Regions from separate parts of the Homo sapiens genome. Here all the other regions are linked to region 2. Evidence: chromatin loops called from intact Hi-C (ENCODE). Cell type or tissue: mammary epithelial cell. All regions are shown on one strand.

Region 1 (8,000 bases), 50 kb after region 2:
ATAATTCACTAGAATGACTCACAGAACTCAGTCAAGTGCTACGCTTAGGATAAAAGTTTTACCATAAAAGGTACAAATCAGAGCCAGTCAAGTGAAAAAAATACCCAGGGCAAGGTCTGGGAGGGTTCAGAATGTGGAGTTTCCATGCCTTCCCCCCCATGGACTCAGGTTGGTTCACCCTCCCATCACATTGATGTGTTCACCAATCAGAAAGGTCATTTGCACTTTGGTGTCCAGCGTTTTCACTGGGGTTTCATGATGTAGGTATCACTGATTGAATCATTGGCCAAGTGGTTAATCTCCATCTTCCAATCCCTCCCGGAGGTTGGACCAATATCACATGGCTCAAAGCACCAACTCTCTAATCACACGATTGGCCTTTCAAGCATGACCAGCCCCCATCCTGAAATTATGTAGGGGCTCACTGTGAGTCACCTCACTAACATAAACCCAGGCATGGTCCCAAGGGCTCACTATGAATAACAGACAGTCTTATCACCTGGGAAAGTTAGAGGGTTTGTTTAGAAGTTCCATCCCAGGAACGCAGGACAAAGGCCAGACAAATGCTTCATTATACAAAAGGAGGGAAGGCTTCAGCATCTTAGATACTAACAACCTAGACCCAAGGCTTGTCCCCCTGTTGTCACTTTCAGCAAATTAAACTCTCCCTTGCTGACTCCTCAGTCTCTTCATCATCTGGTACCACTATGCCTGGCCAATCTCATTTCTGCTGTTCCCCATCATAAAATCTGCATCCTACCCCTCCTGGTCTATCTCAATCTCCCCACACAAGTTACAGAATACTGAGATAACCTCAGGCGTGCACATGAATAAGACCTGAGCATGGACAAATAAGACCAGTAGGACCGAACCAACATTAGTATTTAAAAGTGAGCAAAGAAAGAGAAGCCCATGAAGGAGTCTGAAGAGGTGGGGAAATCCAGCTGCTGCACGTGGTGATGGAAGCCCAGGAAAAGAGTTTTTCAGTATGCAGGAAAGGACCAACAGTGTCAGCCGCTGCAGAGAGGTCAAGGAAGATAATGACTTAAAAGTTGCCATTGGATTCAGCAATAAAGTAGTCATCTACAACCTTGCTGAGAGCAGTTTCAGCAGAACAATAAGGGCAGAAGCCAGCTTGCAGTGGGTAGAATACAGAATGGGAAGTAAAGAAGCTGAGCGACAGATACAGATGCCTTTTTAAAGAGAAAGCGGTGGCTGAAAAGTGCCATGGGGCCAGCAAGGAATTGAATATACAAGACGGAAGGCTTAAACATGTTTAGGTCCTGATAGAGAGAGGGGAAAAGAGAGAGGGACAGGGTGAAGGGACAGGGAAGAGAAAGGGAAAAGTGATCAAGCCAGGCTGCTAAGGAGGTAGGAGAGAAAAACTCCAGAGGACAAAAAAAGGGATAAGCTCAGACAGAGAGAGGCTCCTCTTCCATAAAATCAGAAGTGAAGAAAAGAGGCATGGTGGCAGATGTAGGTAAGTTGTAGGTTTGATGGCACTGAGTTAAGGGGTGGGATGTTTCCATCTCTGGGTTCTACACTTTCTGTGAAGTAGGAAGCAATGTCAAATGCTTAACTTGTGAAGGCCAAATATTTGAGGAGTGGAGGAGAGTGAAGAAGGCACTGAAAATCTAGTCTAGAGAACTAGAGAGAGCGGTGACTAAGGAAGCCTAGAATGATCACAGGAGAGTGGCAGGGAGCAGTGGGGTCTGGGAAATGGGAGACAGTAGTACAATGAGTCTACAGATCGTGTGGGTTTCTCTATGACATGCAGCAACACTGGCAGAGAAGGCTAATAGTTTGTTAGCTCCAGGGTTGAGGTTTTGCCATCCAAGTATGAAAGAAAGCCAATAGGGCAACAATATTAGCAAGACAGAGGTTGAAGTAAAATGAAGCTGAGAGGGTATGGTATGAGAAGGTATGACTGAAAAGAGAGAGAGAGAGAGAGAGAGAGAGAGAGATCAGTGGTCTGGGAGTCCCTAGTTTTGAAATAGAAATAATGTCAATGATTGAGTACAAGAAGTAGAAAGATAGAAGGTTGTGGTGTGGGAGGTGACCTAGGGGATGATGAGGTCCAGGTGGGGTGGACGTGTTGAGAAGAGAAGATGCAGGAATGGGGGGGTCGAGTGTTGCTGGGCATCTTCATGAGCCCAGAAGAAGCCCAGGATGAAAGCAGGGTTCAGATGGAAGAAAAGACTGTGTAACACATGCTGGTGTCATTAGTGAATGGGGAGAATGACTAAGAGAGTGTTAGATGAGGAAGAGGAAATGCAGAGTGGAAATCACTAATCAGAGGCCTGTGGGCCAACTCAGACCCAATAGCCAGGTTTCATTTGGCTGTCATGGTGTTTTTTCTTATTTTTTTTTTTGATGATGGTTTACTATCTACCATTTTTAAAAAAAATCAGGAAAGTTCATATAAAAATCTAGATTCCTTGAAAGCCTTCTCTTAGAAACTATAAAGATCTGGGAAAAGGCCGGGCACAGTGGCTCAGGCCTGTAATCCCAGCACTTTGGGAGGCCAAGGCGGGAGGATCACCTAAGGTTGGGAGTTCGAGACCAGCCTGACCAACATGGAGAAACTCTGTCTCTACTAAAAATGCAAAAAATTAGGCAGGTATGGTGGCGCATGCCTGTAATCCCAGCTACTCGGGAGGCTGAGGCAGGAGAATCGCTTGAACCTGGGAGGTGGAGGTTGCAGTGAGCCGAGATCACGCCATTGCATTCCAGCCTGGGCGACAGAGTGAGAATCCGTCTCAAAAAAAAAAAAAAAAAAAAAAAAGATCTGGGAACACAGGGTTTATCTCCTTCAACTGTGAACTGCGGAGCAACTGTGCCCTTTTTGAGCATCATGGGGTCTCCAGCTCACCACTGAACCCCCTAGGGCTTGTGTCACTCATTTAAGAGGCAGACCTGCCCTTGTCACAGTACACTGGAGACACTTTGGAGAGCACTGGCAATGCCAGTGAGCTTGAGCCTAAAAGCGGCCAAGACTTTCACTTGAATCATTTGGGGAGTGAAGATGGGGAGCAGGGATGGTGCCAACGCCAGCGGCTGATGCTGAGATGCAGCAGAATTAGCAGTCTCCCCTTGAGAAGGCTACAGAGAACACAGAACACTCGAGGGAGAGGCAGGTGCAGATGAAAAGGCAGAGGGAGTGAAGTGGTCAAGGAAGAGTCTGAGGCTACGAATGAGTTTATTCACCATGGACATTCCAGAGGACAGACATAAAACTGTTGGTAGGAGCTGGGCCAGGCAAGGGGAAGCACAGGGTGATGGCACAGGATCGGAAATCACCTGGGGAAACATTTCAGGTGTAAGCGTCTAATGAGAAGTCTCAAAAATGTCAAGCTAATTACTCTTGGGAGCAACCTGGTGGTTGGGTTGGAGTCACTGACCTGGACCCTGGGCACCCAAATTGCCTTGGCACAGAGACCTTTCCAGGACAGCTCAGGCATACCTAAGAATCACCTTAATACCAGGTCACCGGGAAGTGAGTCAGGCTAAATTTCAAATCCTCTTCCTCTGCTCTGTCCGTGAGTCACAGAAGATCAATAGGAGGAATCTCAGTCAGATTCGACACTGGTTATCCCAAGCAAGAGCCCTTTTTATAGCATTCTTACAACAATGAATTTAGTCACCTTGCGGGCCACACAATTCGCTGACAACAAGGGGAGAGAGGAGCAGAAAGGGAAGATGCCAAAAACATGCTATGTCTATTTCAAAATTTCCCCCTAATTTGGCTCAAGGTGCAGGAGAAAGGAGTAGAAACTCTCTACCTTCTCCTCCCTCACCACATAGATTCCAACTCCATCAATCTAAAACTCTTAGCAATACATTTCCAACAAACTAGTATGTATTAAATGGACTGTTGTGTATAGGCTGAAAAAGCTGATCACCATATTAAAGGGCTAATTTGAAGTAAATTGTGTTCCAGATTCTAAAAACCCAACTTGTAAACTCCAGCACACAGCTCATCAGTAGGGTGAAGGCTGCCTATATACTAAAACCAAATTTCTGAAAGCATATAAAAGTTTCAGCTTGTTTTGTTCAGGAACACTATCAATCAAGGCACCCTGACTTCCACCTTCTGACAATAATGACCCATTCGTCAAAGACTCTCTTTGTTCATCTTACAAACAGCTTCCTGCCCACGCCTCCCTGGAATCAGCCCAGGCTCCTCCTGCAGTCCTTTGGGAGATGTCAAGACCCTGTGGACATGGTGCACCTGTGGTTTTCACTGCAGACCTGAGCCCCTAAGTAGGGGATTATTGGGGTAAAGGGTGTGAACTCAAGAATGAACAGGGCGATAATGCTGATCAGTGGGTCCCCTCATTCTACAACATAGTGAAACATCCCATAGGCTCTCTATACCCTTCCCCTCTCAATAGCTTGCTATACAATCTTAAACAAACTCAAAGAGGTCTGTGATCAGGATACAACTTTCCTTTCAGATTTCCAATTGTAGATTTTCTTCCTCTTTTGCCTTTTTGCTGTTCTCCTCTTGTCAAAAAGGAGCAATAAAAGGAATTGGGAAACTCATACTTTCTTACCTTGTCTCACTTCAGTATAAACAAGACAATGTCTTATTTAAAAAAAAGAGGGTGGAGTGGTAGTGGGAGAGGGGAGAAAGGTGATATTTAATTTATTGGGGAGGACGAATCATTGCTGGAGAATGCCTGTGGCTAAATGAGACCATCAAACCAAGAGCAGAGCGGCAAACCGCATGCACAAATATGAAGTAATATCTTTCTACTCTGAGGGAAGCTGACACTCAATTTCAGAAGCTTCAGGCTAGCAGCCACAGCTACCTTCTTGGAACCATTTACAACTGCTTCTACTCTCTGCAGTGAAAGCTTAAAAATGCAAATGAAATGGGGCCATTTAAAGAAAAATATCCCTTCTAACTGTGCTCTGGGAAAGAAGAAAAAAAACCCTACAGCTCAGAGGGCAATCTTAAAGTAAATGAAACTCGGCGGTGCTAGCTGATGCCTCATTCTGATGGATAATGTGTGCTCTCCTCCCCCCTCCTGAGTTTAGAAGTATTTAAAGAAAAGGGTGGAATCACCCTGTTTAGGAGATTAATTTCTTTTCTGAAAAAAATGTCTGTTTTCCCTGTCACTTCTGGTTTGATGAAGGGTAAAACCAGAGCTTATTCTAAATGTTTGCTGCTGAAAATTACCAAAGGCATGTGTGTGGAAGGGAATGATGACGGGAACAAAATTCTGAAGAGATCAACTCCTGCCCCGTCTCCTTAGGCAAATCCATGCTTATGTTATCCTGGAAGCCATTGTAAAAGTGTTTCTTCAGGGACAGAGATTCTAATAATATGTCAAATATTTTTTGAACACTAAACACCAAGGACTGAGCTTAGCACTTTACATGAATTATCTTACCTTCAAAATTCCCTCTCCCCAGCAAGCACACTCATAGTAGGTCCCATTACTCTACCCGTTTTACAAGCGAGACAAGTAAAGTTAGGCAGATCAAACAACTTGCTTACAGTGAAATAGCTGAAAAGTAGCCTGGCTGGAATTCCAGTTAAGATTTTCAACTCCAGAGCCCAGAGCTCTGTGTGGTCCATAACATCCTCTCAAGGGATGTTCATTTTAATTCCACTCACTAAGGCTCACCAAATTAACATAATTCAGGAAATGATGTCTCACTTTCATTTTTTTTTTTTTATGTTTGAAATGTTCACAAAACCACCGCACTGATGACACAATGTAGTCAGTGTTTGGTGAGCAGGCACTATAAACCTAAGGCTGAGGGAAAAAGTGGGGTTGGGGGCAGTTCACCAAAGGACATGTGGCACTTCACGCCCTTCACGTGCTTAGGATATAATTGGAAGCCTGTCTCTGACAAGCCACTTAACTCAATAGAAGCACCTACATTGATTTGGAACCTAAATTTTTCTTGGTGTGCAGCTCAAGTCCATTTTCCCACTTTATCATGAGGTATTTGAGCCAGGCTACCAACCTCACCACTTTCTCTAATTCTTAGGTGAAGAGTGCAGTCCGAATCTGACAACAGGCAGAGCAATAAGAACTCTCCTACACTGCTGGAGGCAATGAAAATTGATAGAATCATTAGGAAAATAGTTTGGCATTATCTCAGAAATTCAGAGATGTGTATATCATACAATCCAGAATTCCCAACCTTATGCATGAGCACCAGAAGTCACGCATATGAATGTTCCTAGCAGCAGCATCTATTACAAACTTTTGACAAATGATCTATTGAAAATAAATTAATTACAGCTGCATGCATGTATCAACATGGATGAATCTTATAAGCATAATAAGCTACAGAAGAAAGTCACAAATGAAAACATACCATATGATATACATGACATTGAAAACAGACAAAACTATACTATGCTGTTTAGAGATGCATAATAGGTAGTAAAGCTATTTTGTAAAAAAAAAAAAAAAAAAAAAAAAAACAGATCATCACAAAAGTCTGAAGAGTGGTCATCTCCAAGAGGAGGGAATGGAAGTGATGGGTTAAGGGCATCTGAAAGGGTTGGGGACTTCTAAGATACTGGCAAATTCTCAGTATTAAACCTGTATGGGGACTAGAAGGAGATCCATTTTTAAAATATTTATTAAATTGTACATAGTAAAATGCATATTTGTTATATAACATGGTCTTTTGCATGTATGATATATTATATATGAATATACTCTTGCATATGTTAATACATATCAAGAAAGTATGCAGCCTTACTCAATCTGAGGCACAGAGTAAGCCTCTGTTTTCATGTGGAGTTACAGACGTTCTGAAATCATTGGGATTGCTTCTCACCCTGAAATGTTCCCTAGAGCATGTCACCCTGAGACTGTCCAGTCCCGATTTTGATACTTACAGTTACAGGAAACTCAATACCTCGCACATAAGCCCATTCCTTCTTCTTTGTTTGGTTTATTCCATAGGCAATGGAGCCCCCAATTTGTTTTTCAACTGTGGTAAAATATATATAAAATTTACCATTTTAGCCATTTTTAAGTGTACAGTTCAGTGGCAGTAAGTTCGTTCACATTACTGTGCTACCATCCATCTCTAGAGCTTTTCATCTTCCCAACCTGAAACTCTATACCCATTAAATAACAGCTTCCCATTGTCCTCTCCCCAAGTCCCTGGCAACCACCATTCTCCTTTCTGTCTCTATGAATTTGACTACTCTAGCACGCATGTAAGTGGAATCATTATGATACTTGTCCTTTTGTGACTGGCTTATTTTACTTAGCACAATATTTTCAAGGTTCATCTGCATTGTAGTATGTGTCAGAATTTCCTTCCTTTTGAAGGCCTAATAATATTTCATTGCATGTATGTAACACATTTTGCTCATCCACTCATTTGTGGATGGATGGTTGGGTTGCTATGACCTTTTGGCTATTGTGAATAATGCTGCTATAAATAGGCATGTAAGCCCATTTCTTCTTGACTGCTAGTTAGTTTTTCCTTATACTCAATTAAAATTTGCCTCCTTGTAACTTCTGCCGGTTGGTCTTCATTCTACTACCTTAACTTCTTGCAAGGCAAACCCTCTCCATTTTCCTTACAGGAAACCTCAAATATTGGAAGACAACCTTGACATTTTAGTCATCTCTTTTATAGCCCAGATACGACAAGTTCTTTTAGTCGTTCAATCATTCCTCATGTAACATATTTTCCAAGCCCTTCACCAACCTAACATGATTCTCTGGACACATCTTAGATCATATTTGCTTTTAGGAAAACCACATGTCACTATTGTTTCATCTTTTGGTTATGGTCCAATAAAGAGTCCTTTACGTAAAAAGCCCTTGCCTTTTCAATATTAGCATCTGCAAAACTAGCTTTCCCTATTCTGTCATTGCACAGTTGATTTTTTTGAGCATTGGTGCAGTAGATTAACATTTATATGTGTTAAGTCTCATCTTCTTGAATCTGATCCAGACTTCTAGTGTATAGAGATTACTTTTAATGTTTTCTCCATCACTCTATGTCAT
Region 2 (8,000 bases):
AGAAAAGTGCCAGGCTATCAATTTACATACTTAAATGGGGAGTGCGTCCTCTCTCTGGGTATCTTCAAGGACAACAAAAACACCAGAGAGGAAGGTAAAGGAAAGGTAGGAATGGGGAAAAAATGTAAGTACAGCATATTGATTTATTGTGCATTTCATATGTGCACTTTACATGCATTTTCTAATTTTCTCGTCATAATCCTGTAAGAGAGGTGGCATCATCCTCCTGTTGCAGGTGACAAAATATATGCCAGTTAAATGACTTGTCCAGTAGCAGAACTGATTGACTCCAAAGCAGGAGGAGAAAAAGCTAGAGCAGCTTGAAGTAGTCACTGTTGAGAAGATAGGACTAGGAAAACAGCTCCTCTAAACTTTAGGCTGGTCTAAGATTATTATTTAAAGATTGGAAACCTATTCGCATTAGGTAAGAGAACAAAAGTTATGGGTTTAGGTACAGAAGGAGAAATTGATATTAGGTATCTCTGAGGGCCAGGGGACCTAATAGGAAGTGGTGGAAATTTTTTGCCTGGAAAGAGCCTACATCCACCAGATAGTCTGGTGCAGTCATGTTGTAGAAAGGACATTAGATAAGGTCCATGCCCAGGCACTGGCTCTTACAAGCAGCCTGACTTTCAGCATGCTGCAACCTCTCTGACCTTCAATTTGCTTTGTAAAATGGAGACAGTAATAACTAATTTGAAGTATTTGTGGAAAGCAATAAATGAAATGATGTATGTAAAATGCTTGGTAAACACTAAAGTGCTATCAAGCATGGGGACTGTTATTATTCCACCTTTCTGGAATTTTTATACAAAATACAGCACAGAAACAGAGGAATGGACTAAATGACTTACTGTGGCTCCTTTTTTGACAACAGAAGTAGATTTTTGACAAGAAGTAGAGCTTGGGAGTGAAGTCAAGCTCTCTTTAGGGATGATCAGCTTTATAGTTTTCAGAAAAACCTCAGCCCAAAATAAAGATTCCTTATGACTCCCCCTCCCCAGCAAAAGGTTTCAGTGGCATAGTCAGCCCCATCTCTACCAGAGTTAAAGTGCCGTGGATCAGGTCAAGGTCAGCTGCCTCCTGCCAGGAAGAAAGACAATTAGGATGAGGAGTGAGTGTTATACCAAAGGGGGTTCATGATTTGGGGCTAAAAGAAATTGACCTTTTGCTTCAGAGGCTATTTAACTCCAAGAGATTCCAAGCTTTGCTTCCCTTCCAGGGGCCAACTTAAAAAAAAAAAAAAAAACAAAAACAAAACTGTGGCCTTAATTATCATAACAGAATGATTAGTCAGGGACAGATGGCTTAAGGTCTATTCCCCATTCTCCCTATAGCTTACACGATACACACTAAATTCATCTTTTAATCAATGTTGTAAATAGCTATCTCCTTTCATTAAATGAGAGATAGTATCAATCTTTAATGATCAGTAATATATAATGTCAGTTTCGTTCCTGTCTGATGTCTATGGGAAGAACTGTGCAAGCTGGTAGAAAGGGATAGGCTCAAAAATGTTAAAAAGCATATAGACATACAAGAATATATAAGTAGAAATTCATATAGATACACTTAGCATATGAATTAAATGATAAAGCAGTCTGAGATCATATCTGCAGTTTAATAGTGAGAAGCTCCAGCTACTTCATAACTACAGCCTTATTCTCTCAAAGCTCACATTGAAAGGCCTTCTGATTTTTAATAGGATAATAGCACTTTGGCCCTTTTGAAAGATGTGGGGTACAATTTTGATAAACTTTCCCACACCAGTCACCAAAAATCCTTCATAAGACTAACGAAATCACCAAAAGTAACTGCATTTATCGAGGAAGAACCTCGCAGGTTAAAGGCTAAGTCAGCATCAGCCTGGTACAGGAAAGTTGTTCTTGAATGGGAGACTTTAGCTCAGGCCACAGAGGCACTACCGGACGGTTTTCTTCTTACACAGCTGCTGAGCTTTTTGGAGAACCTTTGAAGTCGGCAGTGGTGGACTAACTCAGCCATCCCCTTTCACACTGCAGTCATTGTTGAGGGCCTACTGATGCAGAGACTATGTTCAGTATGTAATGGCAAATACCACTTTACCCCCGACTTTCCCTCAAGGAGCTTACTGTCAAGATGAGAAGACAGGGCAATGCTTCAAGTCACAAGTGGTGACCCTAGTTTGCCTGACCTTCATCAATAGATAGGTGGGATGACACAGAGTCACTTGGACCTAAGGATGTCCTGAAAAGGCCCAGTGAGAATTCATCAAGCCTCCGGTGTGTACTCATTTTTTGTTAGTGTTGGGCAAATGGACTGTTTGCAGAACATTATCTTAAAGCCAATTAACATCTTAGTGGTCAAAGGAATTTTCCATTTGCCTCTTGGATATCCAATCCCAGTCCTCGCAAGAGGAAATTTCAATGCCTACAAAAGCATAATGTTCAATATAGCACTGGAATTTAAACCTGAACTTCACTGTCAAAATGTAATATTGTCATCCTTTGCATTGCGGAATTATTTCTACTTTATAAAGAGTGTTCTATTTGGAGACTATCTCATCTTCATAGAATTTAGCCATAGAATCAATTTCCAAATATAATTTATTAACCTCAATTTACACATGAAGTAACTGAGGTCCAGAAAAGTTGTTCAAGACCACACAAAAATGGTGAGCAGAGGCAGGCCTCAGACCCAGGGCCCTCCAACTCCCTATCCAGGCAGGGATATGAATGTGTCAACTGCAGTCATCTGACATCAAGGTAAGAGGATGTGATTAATGGCTGTTTGCCAAGTATCCACAGATCCTAGGAGAAAAACACATTATACAAGTGCAACATATTAAGCTAATTAGTACAAGGGAAATTCCTTGAAGATGGCATTTCAATCAGAAGCTCTCTTTAGAGGTTCCCCAAACAGTAGGTAGCTCTGTAAAGCCAGTTTTTCCCGTGGTGCAGAAATCATAACCACAGTTTGGTCATGCATCTCGCTCAACACAGAGACCTGAATAGAATAAGAAACTGCTTTCAACTCACAGCGAGATGGGTTAGAGACTGAACATTTGCCCTAAACCTGCTTCACTGTAAATAAAACCAAGCTTTAACTCCAACTAAGGCTGGGTACTCTGGACAGGGGAGATAATGTAGAAATAATTGACGGTGATTTCCAGGAGAGATGGGGGCAAATAAAGGAATGTTTGTTGAATACCTACTGTGTGCTAGGCATTTTGCATGGATCCTAGCACTTCGTACTCACCACATCTTATGAGGAAAGGACGATTGTATTCTTCTAAAGGATGAGGTGGTCTTGCAGAGGTTAACAAATGTGCTCTAGGTCACATAGGCAGTAAGTAGCAGGCTCCCAACCTGCATCCAAGTACATCTGACCAAAAGCCCACGTTTTTCCCATTCTCAAGTCTAAGACAAGCCAGTCATTGAGATGATGCTGAGAAAGAACAGAGTCACATCTTAGAGAGAAATTTACCTCTGGCCATAATTTTCCACAGTAGGACCAGCTATATAACATATATGGAGCCCAGTACAAAGTAAATATGAAGGACTCCTTGTTCAAGAAGTATTAAGAATTTCAAGACAGTGACAGCAGAATATGAAATCAAAGATAGGGACCTGCTGAACACCAGGCAACGTACAACTGCACAGATTGTATGGCTATGAAGCTGGCGCTGCACCACTGAATCTGAAGGAATGAACAAGTGAGAAGGCAAGAGTCTTGGAGTTGGGGATGAATCTGGAAATTCATCCTCTGAAACAACTTCTGTGTGGTCCACAAGAGCCTCATATCTCACCAAGGACCTATTCACACACGTGTGAGCACGCGCGCGCGAGCGCACACACACATACAGGCACACGCGCTGCCTAGGGGAACTCACAGATCAAGACTGATAAAAATTACACGGCAAGGCCCTGGGGGCAATTGGAATCCTTTTTCTAATCTCGGGAAAATTCGAAATAGCATCCCGGTGACACAGCGAATGAGAGAACATCACCCCTATTGCAGCTGTCACTTGTATCTGCAATCTGGTGAATTATAGAGATTAGCCACGTCCAAGAATTACTGCACTTTTTGCATGGTTCTGTGCATGGCCCTTCTTAAGGTGGAATTGCTCAGGTTTGTACTCAGCCTCTGGAGAAGACTTAGGAAGTTCCGTGCTGCCACCTAGTGTTCAGAAGCAGGTGCAGGAGAAACCGCTGAAGGCCTCACTACTTCTGTAGGGGCTGGAGCCTTCCCAGAAGCCACGTAGAAGAACGCTGCAAAGCTTTCCTGGGCCTCAGGCAAGCTTATTTTAGAGGTCGCATCCTGCATTACTTCAAAGACACTAAAATGCACCCACATCCCACACTAAATAAATTTACATGTAGCTAAGAGTTGAGTTGCTTTTGAGTTAGTTGGCATGTTTTGTAGACAGTAGTTAAACATTGGTTTTCTTTTTGAATTATGGAGCCAATGTGAGGGTTTTTTGTTGTTGTTGTGGGGAGGAGGGCTTTTTCATATTTTCCTAAGAAAAATATTTGAAAAGCTCCTCGGCCCTAAGCTTGGTGCCTTTACTGGCCGCTACAGTAAGTAGACAGGAAAGCAGAGGAAGGCCATAGAAGAGAAAACATTGGCGATATTTGCATCTGGTTGCCTCTGGGGATCAGTCCACTACAAGCACTAGTCTTTAGTTATGTCCATGTAAAGTTGCAGCCTTGGGCTGCTGAATTTATGTAGAAGAGTCACAGGCAAACTGTGGCCAGGATCTATCACAACTTAGTATCAAGATTGTTTTTTATTTTATTTTATTTTTATTTTTTTGAGATGGAGTCTCGCTCTGTCACCCAGGCTGGAGTGCAGTGGCACAGTCTCGGCTCACTGCAAGCTCCGCCTCCCGGATTCAAGCGATTCTCCTGCCTCAGCTTCCTGAGTAACTGGGATTAAAGGCATGCACCACCACCACACCCGACTAATTTTTGTATTTTTAGTAAAGATGGGGTTTCGCCATGTTGATCAGGCTGTTCTCCAACTCCTGACCTCAAGTGATCTGCCTGCCTCACCCTCTGAAAGTGCTGGGATTACAGGTGTGAGCCACCGTCCCCGGCCCCAAGATTTTATTTTAAAATAACAAAAACAAGAAACTCCTGGTCAGGTGTGCTGCCTAATGCAATTCCCAGAAAAGGCCCCTGTCCTCCCACAGCTCTGTGAGCTGCTGACAGGCAAGAAGCCAATGACAAGTTTCATGTCCTTCCTTCCCTGAATCCCTCCAGGGAATGAAGAGAAGAGGGTGTGGAGAATGACTTTTAATTACATCAGACCATAAATGCTGAAACCCCTTGCACAGCTCTTGGAACAGAGACACAACATGCAAATGTTAATCCCCTGCTTCTCCCGCCTGGATTGTGCCTCTGCTTAGCAGGGACGGGCAACTCCTTGGTATACGAGCACAGAGGCAAAACCAGGAGGTGCAAACATAACCAGCTTCATTTAAATGAGGACAAACTGGAGCAGGAAAAGAACCGGCAAATTCATGTTGGAAGAAGCTAGAGCGGGCATAGCTAGCAGCCTGCTCTCTCGCACAGCTGAAGGAAATCTATGTGGATCACCTTGTTACTTATGGATGGGTTTTATAATCCTGCACCTTTGTGGATTTAAGATTTCTGTAGATTTAGGGCAGGGTTTTATTCTACCAATTAGTCTTTCTTTTCCTCCCTCCCATTATGTGTTCTTCAAGCTCTTTAATTTTATCTTCAACTGCACTGGCCGAGACCGTTTCCCCCATTAACTATTTGTGATCACAGTTTACTGCAAGCCTGCTTGACCCAGCTTATATCTAAGGATTATGGGGTCATGTGATTCAGAGTTGGGAGAGAATAGAATCCAACTCCCTCCAGAGCCAGAGTCTTCTTCCCAAGGCTCTTTCAGACCCTGCCTCAGTTCTACTTCTTCAACAAGGAGGTTGTCACTTTCTGAGGAAGGCTGCTTCCTTTCAGTGGTAAAGAAGCACATCTGCAAGAAAGTTCTTTCTTCTCCTATCCCTTTAAGATTTAAACCAAGATGAGTGAGTGATGCTGTGTTTGGGAGTAGGCATTTGACTCCTTTCTGACACCACTGGGAGCCCCACACGGCCTTGGGCCTTGGCGGATTCCACAGGGAACTGACAACATTCTTTGGAGAGACACTGAAACAACCAGCCCCACTCTATCCTCTCGAAATGCCTCCAAGGATCCCAGACTTTTGTGAAAGGAGGTAGTCGAAGGACTCTAGGGACGCTTGAGCCTAGAAGACGATGAACAACCTCTTTCTTACACTTGAGTCAGGGCTCAGTTCTGCTCTGAGATCCTGCAACTCTTCTTTGTAGACACCAGCCAATGGCACTCTTGAAATTTTTGAAAACAGGATCCTACAGAGACTTGTGTGTATATCTCCACAGACCAAGTATTAAACTACCACTTCAGCGCCATGGTTCTTTGTGATTTTAAATGTGGGTGAGTGGGTGTCCAAGTGCTGAAACCTCAATTCTAGGCTTCTGAAATCTAGAAGGAATAACCATCTGAGTGTGAAGGAAAGAACACAATTTCTTTAAACTCTACACCAGCTGCACAAAAAGAGAGAAGAAAACTAGAAAATTAGCCCTGAGTTTCTGCATCAGGTGGAAGGTCAGCTTCAGAGAGTAGACTGTAGCTCCTGGAATTTGATCCTTCTATTCAAAAGCAAGTGACTGTGGGCTGAGTAGCTCCTGGGCTTGGTGCTACTCAAGGGATATAGGAATGCGCAAGGTAAGCACAGATCCCTAGCATTCCCAAGTTTAAAGAGAAGGAAACAATTAAACAACTAAAAATAGTCTCGAAACCAACTTTACGGAGTAGTGATTCTTCATAAGGAGGATCTCTTAGCCTACTGCTGATTGTGCACATTCCCCAACTTTAACTATGGCCTAAGAAAGATTGTCCCTAAACCAAAAGCTCTTCCATGTCCTACTCCTCCTCCACCCAGCAGAGCCCGATAGAGGGCGGTGATTTTACAGGCCTGAGAAACGTGTTGTGCTCATTTTCTACTGCTGCTGTAACAAATTGCCACAAATTTAGTCATACAAATTTATTCCCTTACAGTTCTTAGGTCAGAAGTCTCACTGGGAGTCATGAGAGAGGGCATCCTTGTCTTGTACCAGTTGAGGGAATGCTTCCAGTTTTTGCCCATTCAGTATGATATTGGCTGTGGGTTTGTCATAAATAGCTCTTATTATTTTGAGATACATTCCATCAATACGTAGTTTATTGAGAGTTTTTAGCATGAAAGGCTGTTGAATTTTCTCAAAGGCCTTTTCTGCATCTATTGATATAATCATGTGGTTTTGTCATTGGCTCTGTTTATGTGATGGATTACATTGATTGATTTGTGTATGTTGAGCCAGCCTTGTATCCCAGGGATGAAGCCAACTTGATCGTGGTGGATAACCTTTTTGATGTGCTGCTGGATTTGGTTTGCCAGTATTTTATTGAGGATTTTCGCATCAATGTTCCTCAGGGATATTGGCCTAAAATTTTCTTTTTTTGTTGTGTCTTTGCCAGGTTTTGGTATGAGGATGATGCTGGCCTCATAAAATGAGTTAGGGAGGATTCCCTTTTTTTACCATGGAATACAATACAGTCATAAAAAAAGGATGAGTTCATGTCCTTTGCAGGGACGTGGATGAAGCTGGAAACCATCATTCTCAGCAAACTAACACAAGAACAGAAAACCAAACACCGCATGTTCTCACTCATAAGTGGTTGTTGAACAATAAGAACACACAGACACAGGGAGGGCAACATCACACACCCACGCCTGTCCAGGTGTGGGGGGCTAGGGGAGGGATAGCATTAGGAGAAATACCTAATGTAGATGACGGGTTGATGGGTGCAGGAAACCACCATGGCATTTTTATACCTATGTAACAAACCTGCACATTCTGCCAATGTACCCTAGACCATAAAGTATTTTAAAAAAAGAAGAAGATGTCTCACTGGGCTAAAATCAAGGTGTCA
Region 3 (8,000 bases), 130 kb after region 2:
GGTGGAACAGCAAGAGGATAAAATTGCTGGCCAAGGGATAGGAATGATGGATGTCAAAGCAAGAGGAGGCCTGTTCTGCTCTTGGCTGGAGGCCCAAGCTCTGCGCTCATCATGGGAAAGCTCTCTGCCACTTGGGGCTCTGCCAACAATCACTATGAGGCCTTGGGCAAATCTCTGCTCCCCTCTGGGCCTTATGTTCATCTAAAACTTACAGGTTGGACCAGCACTTGGAGATTTTCAAATGTAGAGTTCCTTCAAGAACTTCAGCAATGGCTAAAAAAAAAAAATGGAAAGAGGCAGGACTCTGGGCCTGGCCATTAGAACATCTGCCAAGTTGTATTCATTTTCCATGTGGGGTAACTGCTTAGCTTTAAGGGGGTGGAGGGGAATGTGGCGTGAGATTGCACATCTTTATGTCAGAGATCAGAATATGCCACCCCAAAATATGATGTTGGAGGGGTGCAGGACAAGCCACCCCAAATTATGTCGCTTTAGTATTTTGATTATTTTGAGCTAAAAACACTTGAAAAATAGCAGATGCAGGGAGAGGCTTTCACTGAAGTCTCCTTATCTGCCTGAAGACAGATCCTTCAAAAAGAATTCAATTGGCATAAATCCCTTTGCTGGGAGTTTCATCAACCAGGGAAGGTTGGCTCTTATCACAGGAGAGGAGGCTATAGACGATCCTTGACTTAGGATGGTTTGATTTATGATTTCTCGACTTTAGGGTGATGCAAAGGTGATATAGGCATTCAGTAGTATTTTGAGTACCCATACAACCATTCTGTGCTTTCACTTTCAGTATGGTATTTAGCAAATTACATGAGATACTCAACACTTTATTATAAAACAGGCTTTGTATTAGATGATTTGACCCAACTGTAGGCTAATGTAAGCTGAGCGCATGTAATGCAGGCTAGGCTAAGCTATGATGTTCAGTAGCTTCAGTAGGTTAGGCAAACTGAACGCATTTTCAACTTATGATACATTTATCAGGATGTAACCCCATCTTAAGTCAAAGAGCATCTGTAGAAGTTGACACTAAACCCAGACAAACTTTGTCACAAAATATCATATCCTATTTATTCTTTTAAAAGCCCATTCATCTTTTATAAAAATCACTTACTTTCCCTCAGGTGGCCTACATCCCTCTCCCCCTCCCCTATTAAGATGGATATACAGCTTTTTAAATATCACCACTTTTGGGGGTATTTGCTTTTCCCCCCAGGATGCCCCTGTGCATCTAACATTAAACATTAATACATTTGTATGCCTATTCTTCTGTTAATATGCCTGTTGTCAGTTTACTTCATAGACCTAGCTATTGAACCTAAAGGATAAAGGAAAAGTCTTTCTTCCCTACACTTTCAAAGTGTGAAAACAACTGAAGGGGGTGACTTCTGAGACCTCAAGCCAGTGCTAATACTTAATGCTTATCCAGTTCTGCAATAAGTCTCCAGGTTGTCACGCAAATCAGACTTTCAGCTCTATGGTCACAGGCCTCCTCTCACTGTGTGTCTTATAGCTATAATTTCTATATCTTTTAAAGAGCAGAATCCCTTTCCTAAATGATATTACACAGGAAATCCACAATATGAATAACTGATCAAGTGAATACACAGATTTCTAGATAGGATAAATCTTCATTATTTGGCAATACTTTATGTGGAGTCTGCTTGTCCCTGTCACCACCATCCCCAGCCCTTCTGTAGATTCCCAGGGTTGAGAGTGAAAATGACTCAGAGGAAGTGGTTCAAGCTGAGATGAAGTGTGCAGTAAGTCCTGGAGCTATGGAAGCAAAGAGCTTCCCTAGAGGAAGGTGTAGTGGGACCTAGGAGCAGTGGCTTGAAAAGATTTGGGGAATGGAAAAAGGGAAAAGGACAGGACCAGATGAAAGAAGACAAACAAACAGGAAGACAAGAACAGAATGAAAGCTTCCTCAAAGGCCAATTAAGTGATCCGAAGGAAGGCTATATGAAGCCTTAGCAACTGCTGCATACACAGCCACCTTTTAAAGAAAGTGGCCCCTATCCATCCTTTTCCACTTGCTGACTATTATAGGCTGAATTATGCCCCCTAATAAGATATGTTGAAGCTCTGACTCATAGCACCTCAGAATATGACATTATTTGAAACTAGGGTCATTGTGGATGTAATTAGTTAAAATGAGGTCATCCCAGAGTAAGATGGGCCCTTAATTCATTATGACAGATATCCTTCAAAGACAGAAGAGTCTCAGAGACCCATAGGGAGAATGCCATGTGGTGACAGAGGTAGAGATTGACATGCTGCTGCTGTAACACCAAAGATCACTGGCCACCACCAGAAGCCAGGAAGAGACAAGGGAAATGTCTGTCCAGAGTCTCAGAGGAAGCAGGGCCATACTGACACCCAATTTTGGACTTAAAGCTTCCAGAACTGTGAGAAAATACATTTCTGTTGTTTTAAGCAGCCCAGTTGGTGGTACTTTGTTATGACAGCCCTAGGAAGTCAATTCATTTGCTGTGGCACAAGCAGTAGTAGGTTTTGCTAGAGAGATCATCCCTGCTACTCAGCAGATCAGTTGGGCATGGACGCAGACAAAGACAACTGGGTGCCTCTGAGCCAGCCTGTCACTCTTTGTCCAGTTGGGACATTTCCACAGAGTGGAGGCAAAGCAATCCAATGATTCCCTGGCTGTGGAGCCACATAAATGCAGATAAAGAGAGGAAAAGAGAGAGAGAGAGAGAAGGAAAGAATGAGAAAGAGTGCAGATTAAGATCCAGCTCAACCCTTGTCATGATTTGCCAAACAGAATCCAATCCTAGTCAAATCTTCAGCTAGAAGGAGGAGGTATCCACTACAGAGAAGGGATCTTTGGCGTAACAGAGGGATATTCCCCAGAATTCCCCAGAAGGGAATATGATGTGGGCAGGCACTGCAAAACAGACCTGCTGCAGGGGTGAAACATTGCCCTTATAATAACTGCAAAGCCTGAGCTTGCAGGCAAGAAGAAAAGAAAGGGAAGCAAATGTATATAAAGAAGTGTGGAGGAACAGAGGGATGTAGAATGCCCAACCATCCCAGATTGCCTTGCACTGAGGGGGTTCCCGGGACATAAGACTTTCAGGTTTAATACTGGGACAACCCTGAATAAACGAGGATGAATTGGCCAGCCAAAGACAGTAAAAGAGTAAAGTGGAAGAAGCAAGTTTTGCATGGTGAAATATATTGTCAGCACCCAGAACATGTTTACAGAAGTGACCTAAGCCAATACAGATCAATCTAGACCAGGAGAGCCCATGGTCCCACTGCAACCTGGCTAGATGGGCCTGTCAGTGGATTCAGGGGAACTTGCACTGAGGATTCACTCAGAACCTCTATGCTGACCAAGGGCCCTTGGGATGGCAATGGTAGGTGACATGAGGATCAGATCCCTTTCTGCAGTCTGGAAGGCTTGCCCTGTCCAGCAATCCTCTCTAAGGGGATGAGCTCTTCACACTGAACTGGAGGATTTACCTTCTTGTCCAGTGGGGTTGGCCTGCCATATTCCTCAGCCCTACAGGGAACCCTGTAAGTAATGAGTCCAAGGCCCTGTCTACAGAGATACTTTTTTATATCTCCTTGTCTTTTACCCCACACCTGCCACAAATTTTATATGAAATATTCCCAAGGATGCATGAAAAATGTCATTCACCAACTTATCCCCACCAGGTGGGAGAAGGCCTCCTGTTTATGTTTCCATGTCCTTCCAGGCATATGCCCATCATAGCACTTTCAGAGTATATTAGGGTCATTGATTTTATTTTTCACCTTCTCAGCTTGTGATCAATTTCCTTCATAGTAGAGCCCATACCTTGCTCATCTTTGAAATCCTAGAGCCCAGGAAAACACCTGGTATGTAGGAGTTTCTCATGCACTGTCTGGCAAGTAAACTAATTAATTAATTAGTTCATGTTGATCAAGATGATCCTTCTCTTTGTGTCAAGTGTCTAACACTTGCTAGATCTAAGACCCAGCACTTTCTTGGTTTTTAATATATCAGTCATTAAGCCATCTGCATGCAGATGAGAGGTAGAAAACACTTCAGAGCCCTGCAGCCTCAGAGGGTCACCTGAGTGAGCAGTCAATGCGGCCAGCTCTAAAGGGCTTATGTCAAGGCAGTCACAAGGGCTTGGGAAGGAGATGCAGACACCTGTGCCCATTACAATTATCCTACTTCTACTCTCACCTGTTACTGCGGTTCTAAACAAAGAGAATAAAATAAAATAAAACTGAGTCAAGGAAAAGACCAGCTGCTGAGCTCCAGACAGAAGCTCAATAAAAGATAAACAGAATGGTATAAATTGGCTAAGAGAACATTGGCTGGAATACTCTATGACATTAATTCTATCTTATTAAGAAGGCCCTTGATGATGAGGTGGTAGACCTGGGTCTGATCTCCATTCCACTACTATATATCTCCAGTCAGGTGGTCTAGCCTCTCTGAGCCTCTATTAGCCCAACTCTAGCTTGCTAATAACCTTCTGCTCCAGGTCCGTCGAATAGACATCTGAACCAACACATGTCCGACATTTTGACCTCTTCTAACGAGGCGCCCTAGAGAAATTCAAAGCAGAGAATTTTCTCTGCCCTAAAATGACTCCCAGAGCTCCAAGGACAATTATTTTAGCAAACCTATTGATGGACTTAAAGTTTATGAACCCGAAAGCTAATGTACCTTCCTCTGTAAAAAGCAAGGCACTGCTAGATTTTTGTCTGCATAAAAACTCAAACACTCACCTGGGAAGTCTGTTAGTAAATAAAGCTTATCTTTTGCAAGATGCAAGCATTCTACTTCTAGTTTGGCACTGTTCAAAATTCTTTTGTTCTGAAATTTGAAAAAGGATAGGCCTAATGTTTCACTGACCTCCTGTGGGCATAAGGAAGAAGTACACTAATTCCTCAGATCTGGATATCCTGGTGTGGTCTAAGGAAGAACGTCTTAAATCTTACCTACCTGATGGAAAATTCATACAGAATAAGATTACACATGCTATTTCATCTCTTCTCCCAGGATCCCTCAGGCCCGTCATAAGTTCCTAATCTAACGGGTACTTAAATCCATTAGATAGATTTCTACAATGGCAGAGCAGGCAGTGTGCACAGGAATCATATGAGGAATTGATTGAAACATAGATTCCTGAGTTCCATTTAAGAGATTCTGACTTTGTGGGTCTGGGGTGGACCTGGGAATTTGTATTATTTTACTAAGCAAATGATTTTGATTCTGATGCAAACAGCACTGTGGATTTTACTTCGGAAAATACCAACTCGCCAAATCCCCTCATGTTATAAATAAGGAAATTAAGACATTGAGAAGTTAAATGTTTTGCCCAAACCCAAACGGCTAATTAGAGGCAAATCTGGACTTGGCACTAACTTCTGATTCTGTCATTTGCAATCAAAATAGTCACCATTTAAGGGCACTTATTATTCATCAGGTGCTGTGCTAAATGCATTGGCTCATATAATCCTTCCATCAATTCTGCGGAGAAGACGGGTAGTATTACTAACTCCATTTTATAGGTGAGGAAACAGAGGCTTAGAGAGGTGAAATGACACATTCAGGTACCAAAAAGCAGAACAAGACTCAAACTCAGTGCATGTGACTTTAAACTAAAGCTCTCCCCCACTGCCCCACTCTGCCTCAGAAGCATAGCACAGACTTTAATCTTTTGTGGCCCTCTGAAAAGCAGGAGTCCCCCCAAATTTGAAATGTAATGATGCACATGTGACATCCAAGGACACACTTTAGCAAACCTTCTCTCTTCCCTCAAGAGAGAGAATCTTCAAGATGGGGCATCTTTGTAAATCTCAGAAAAGGAATCTTCTTCACCACACCCTGAAGCAACTTGAACTCAGTATCAGCTGGGGCCTTTCAATCAACTGGAAGATCTGTGCTGAGGTTGTAATCAGAGCCTCTTCAACAAGCATCAGACCACTGAAACTCAGGAATACAGAGAGCTGTTCAACTAGGGGATGTCTTGGAGAAAAATAAAGACTCTTCAGAAAGATGGGTTCAAAATCCAGTCGGGGAAGTCACTGACAAGCACCGTTTAAATGAATCAAAGGAAGAAGCAGGATTATTCTCATGCACCTATTTCTCTCATTAAGCCTTGTATTAGTTATCCGTTGCTATATGACAAATTATCCTAAAAGTTAGCAGCTTGAAACAACATTTATTATCTCACACAATTTCTGAGGTTGAGAAATTTTGGAGCGACTTAGTTAAGTGGTTCTGGCTAGCCTCTGAAGTTGCAGTCAAGCTGTAGGCTGAGCTGCAATCTTCTGAAGACTGGAGGATCTGCTTCCAAGCTCATGCATGTGGTTATTGGGTAGCCTCAGTCTCTCACCAGCTGAACACCTCAGTTCCTTGCCACATGGGCTATTCCACAGGGCTGCCTTAGTGTCCTCAAGACATGGAGGTGGTCTCCCTCAGAGTGAGTGATAGAAAAAGAGAGAAGCCACAATGGAAGTTCTGCTTTTTTATAACATAAACTCAGAAGGAAAATGCATATTCTGTTGGTCACAGAGAATAACCCTGCTGCCATGTGGGAGGGGTTGTGAAAGGAAAATAAATATTGCGGCCTCAAAATCACTCAAGCTGGGAACTGCTTAGGGCAAACCTGTCTCCCATTCTATTCAAAGTCACCCCTCTGCTCACTGAGATAAATGCGTATCTGATTACCTCCTTTGGAGAGGCTAATCAGAAGCTCAAAAGAGTGCAACCATTTGTCTCTTATCTACCTATGACCTGGAAGCTCTCTCCCCGCTGAGTCTTCCTGCCTTTGCTTCTAGTTGTCCCACCTTTCCAGACTGAACCAATGCTCATCTTACATATGTTGATTGATAGCTCGTGTCTCCCTAAAATATATAAAACCAAACTGCTCTGACCACCTTCAACACATGTCATCAGGACCTCCTGAGGCTCTGTCACAGGCATACATCCTCAACTTTGACAAAATAAACTTTCTAAATTAACTGAGACCTGTCTCTGATTTTGAGGTTTCACGGGATCTATACAATAGTATAAATATCAAGAGGTGGAGACTTGTGGAGGACTGTTTTGAGTCTGGCTACTGCAAACTCCTTCTCCTGCTCACCTTTCCTTGTCCATACAGGTCCAGGTAACTCCTCCATGGGCTACACACTATGCTAAGCACCAGTGAGGTAGTTGTGACAACAGCCAGTCTCTTGCATCTTGGAGTTTTCTATTTAATGTAAGAAATAGACATTAGACAAGTAATCACACAAGTAAATGTACAACTAAAAATCTGTGAAGAAACTGAGAAGGAAAAGTATGATACATGATATAAGAGTATAACATGTGGTGGGGGAGCTGTAATTTGCACTGAGGAAGTTAAAGAAAGCTTTCCTAAATAAGTAAAATTTTAAATTAAGTCTTCAAGGCCAAATAGGATTAAGCTAAAACAAGAATGGGAGAAAGACCATCCTGGCAGGAAAACAGCATGAACGTATTTCCTATAAAGGGGAAGATCATGACACATCCAGGGATATGAAAAGCCAGTGTAGCTAGAGCTCAGTGGGCAAGGAGGCAGTGAGTTCCTCCCTCCTGGAACACTCTCTCCACTCCTTGTCTCTTCTCTAAAGTATACCCTTAGAGCTCAAATGAAGCCTCACCTCCTCTACAAGTTCTTACCTACTCCAACCGTCATCTCTCATGCCTTGTTCAACCCTACACAACCTAACTCTAATGCCTTGAAATTTCAGAGTAGTACATATCACACTGTGCTATTTTATAGATTTTTTTCTTTCTCAGTACAATAAACTCTCTTTGCAAGAAACTATAACTAGTTTCTATATCCTTGTGTACCTAATGTAATGCATAACATATAATAGACATTCAATACGCTCAAATAAATGATCAAAAACCCCATGCAAAAAGTAGGATTGTAGCCCTGCTTGCATGCTTGTACATATACATGACTGTGCTTTTTTTTTTCTAAAGGCATGCATCA

Evidence for each region. Peaks named below come from ENCODE experiments on the same cell type or tissue, not always from the same donor. Only the 100,000 strongest peaks of a DNase experiment are listed, where the experiment ranks them.
Region 1: it touches region 2 in a loop (4-fold over the local background); 8 of 110 quality-filtered maps call a loop at or near these places.
Region 3: it touches region 2 in a loop (8-fold over the local background); 5 of 110 quality-filtered maps call a loop at or near these places.

Annotation. Positions count from the first base shown.
Region 1 is chr1:209,400,644-209,408,643 of GRCh38, forward strand. No RefSeq gene overlaps it. Among named protein-coding and RNA genes, the nearest start is that of MIR205HG, 24 kb to the right of the region's middle. RefSeq lists enhancers at 2,968-4,167, 3,066-3,652. In mammary epithelial cell, no CTCF peak of the experiment used is centred here; DNase peaks (open chromatin) are centred at 3,408, 4,148, 4,718 and 5,695; H3K27ac peaks cover 4,796 bases.
Region 2 is chr1:209,350,341-209,358,340 of GRCh38, forward strand. No RefSeq gene overlaps it. Among named protein-coding and RNA genes, the nearest start is that of LINC01698, 18 kb to the right of the region's middle. In mammary epithelial cell, a CTCF peak has its summit at 4,164 (motif pointing left); DNase peaks (open chromatin) are centred at 4,131 and 5,251; H3K4me3 peaks cover 130 bases; H3K27ac peaks cover 2,069 bases.
Region 3 is chr1:209,485,322-209,493,321 of GRCh38, forward strand. No RefSeq gene overlaps it. Among named protein-coding and RNA genes, the nearest start is that of MIR205, 57 kb to the left of the region's middle. In mammary epithelial cell, a CTCF peak has its summit at 4,890 (motif pointing left); DNase peaks (open chromatin) are centred at 60 and 1,730.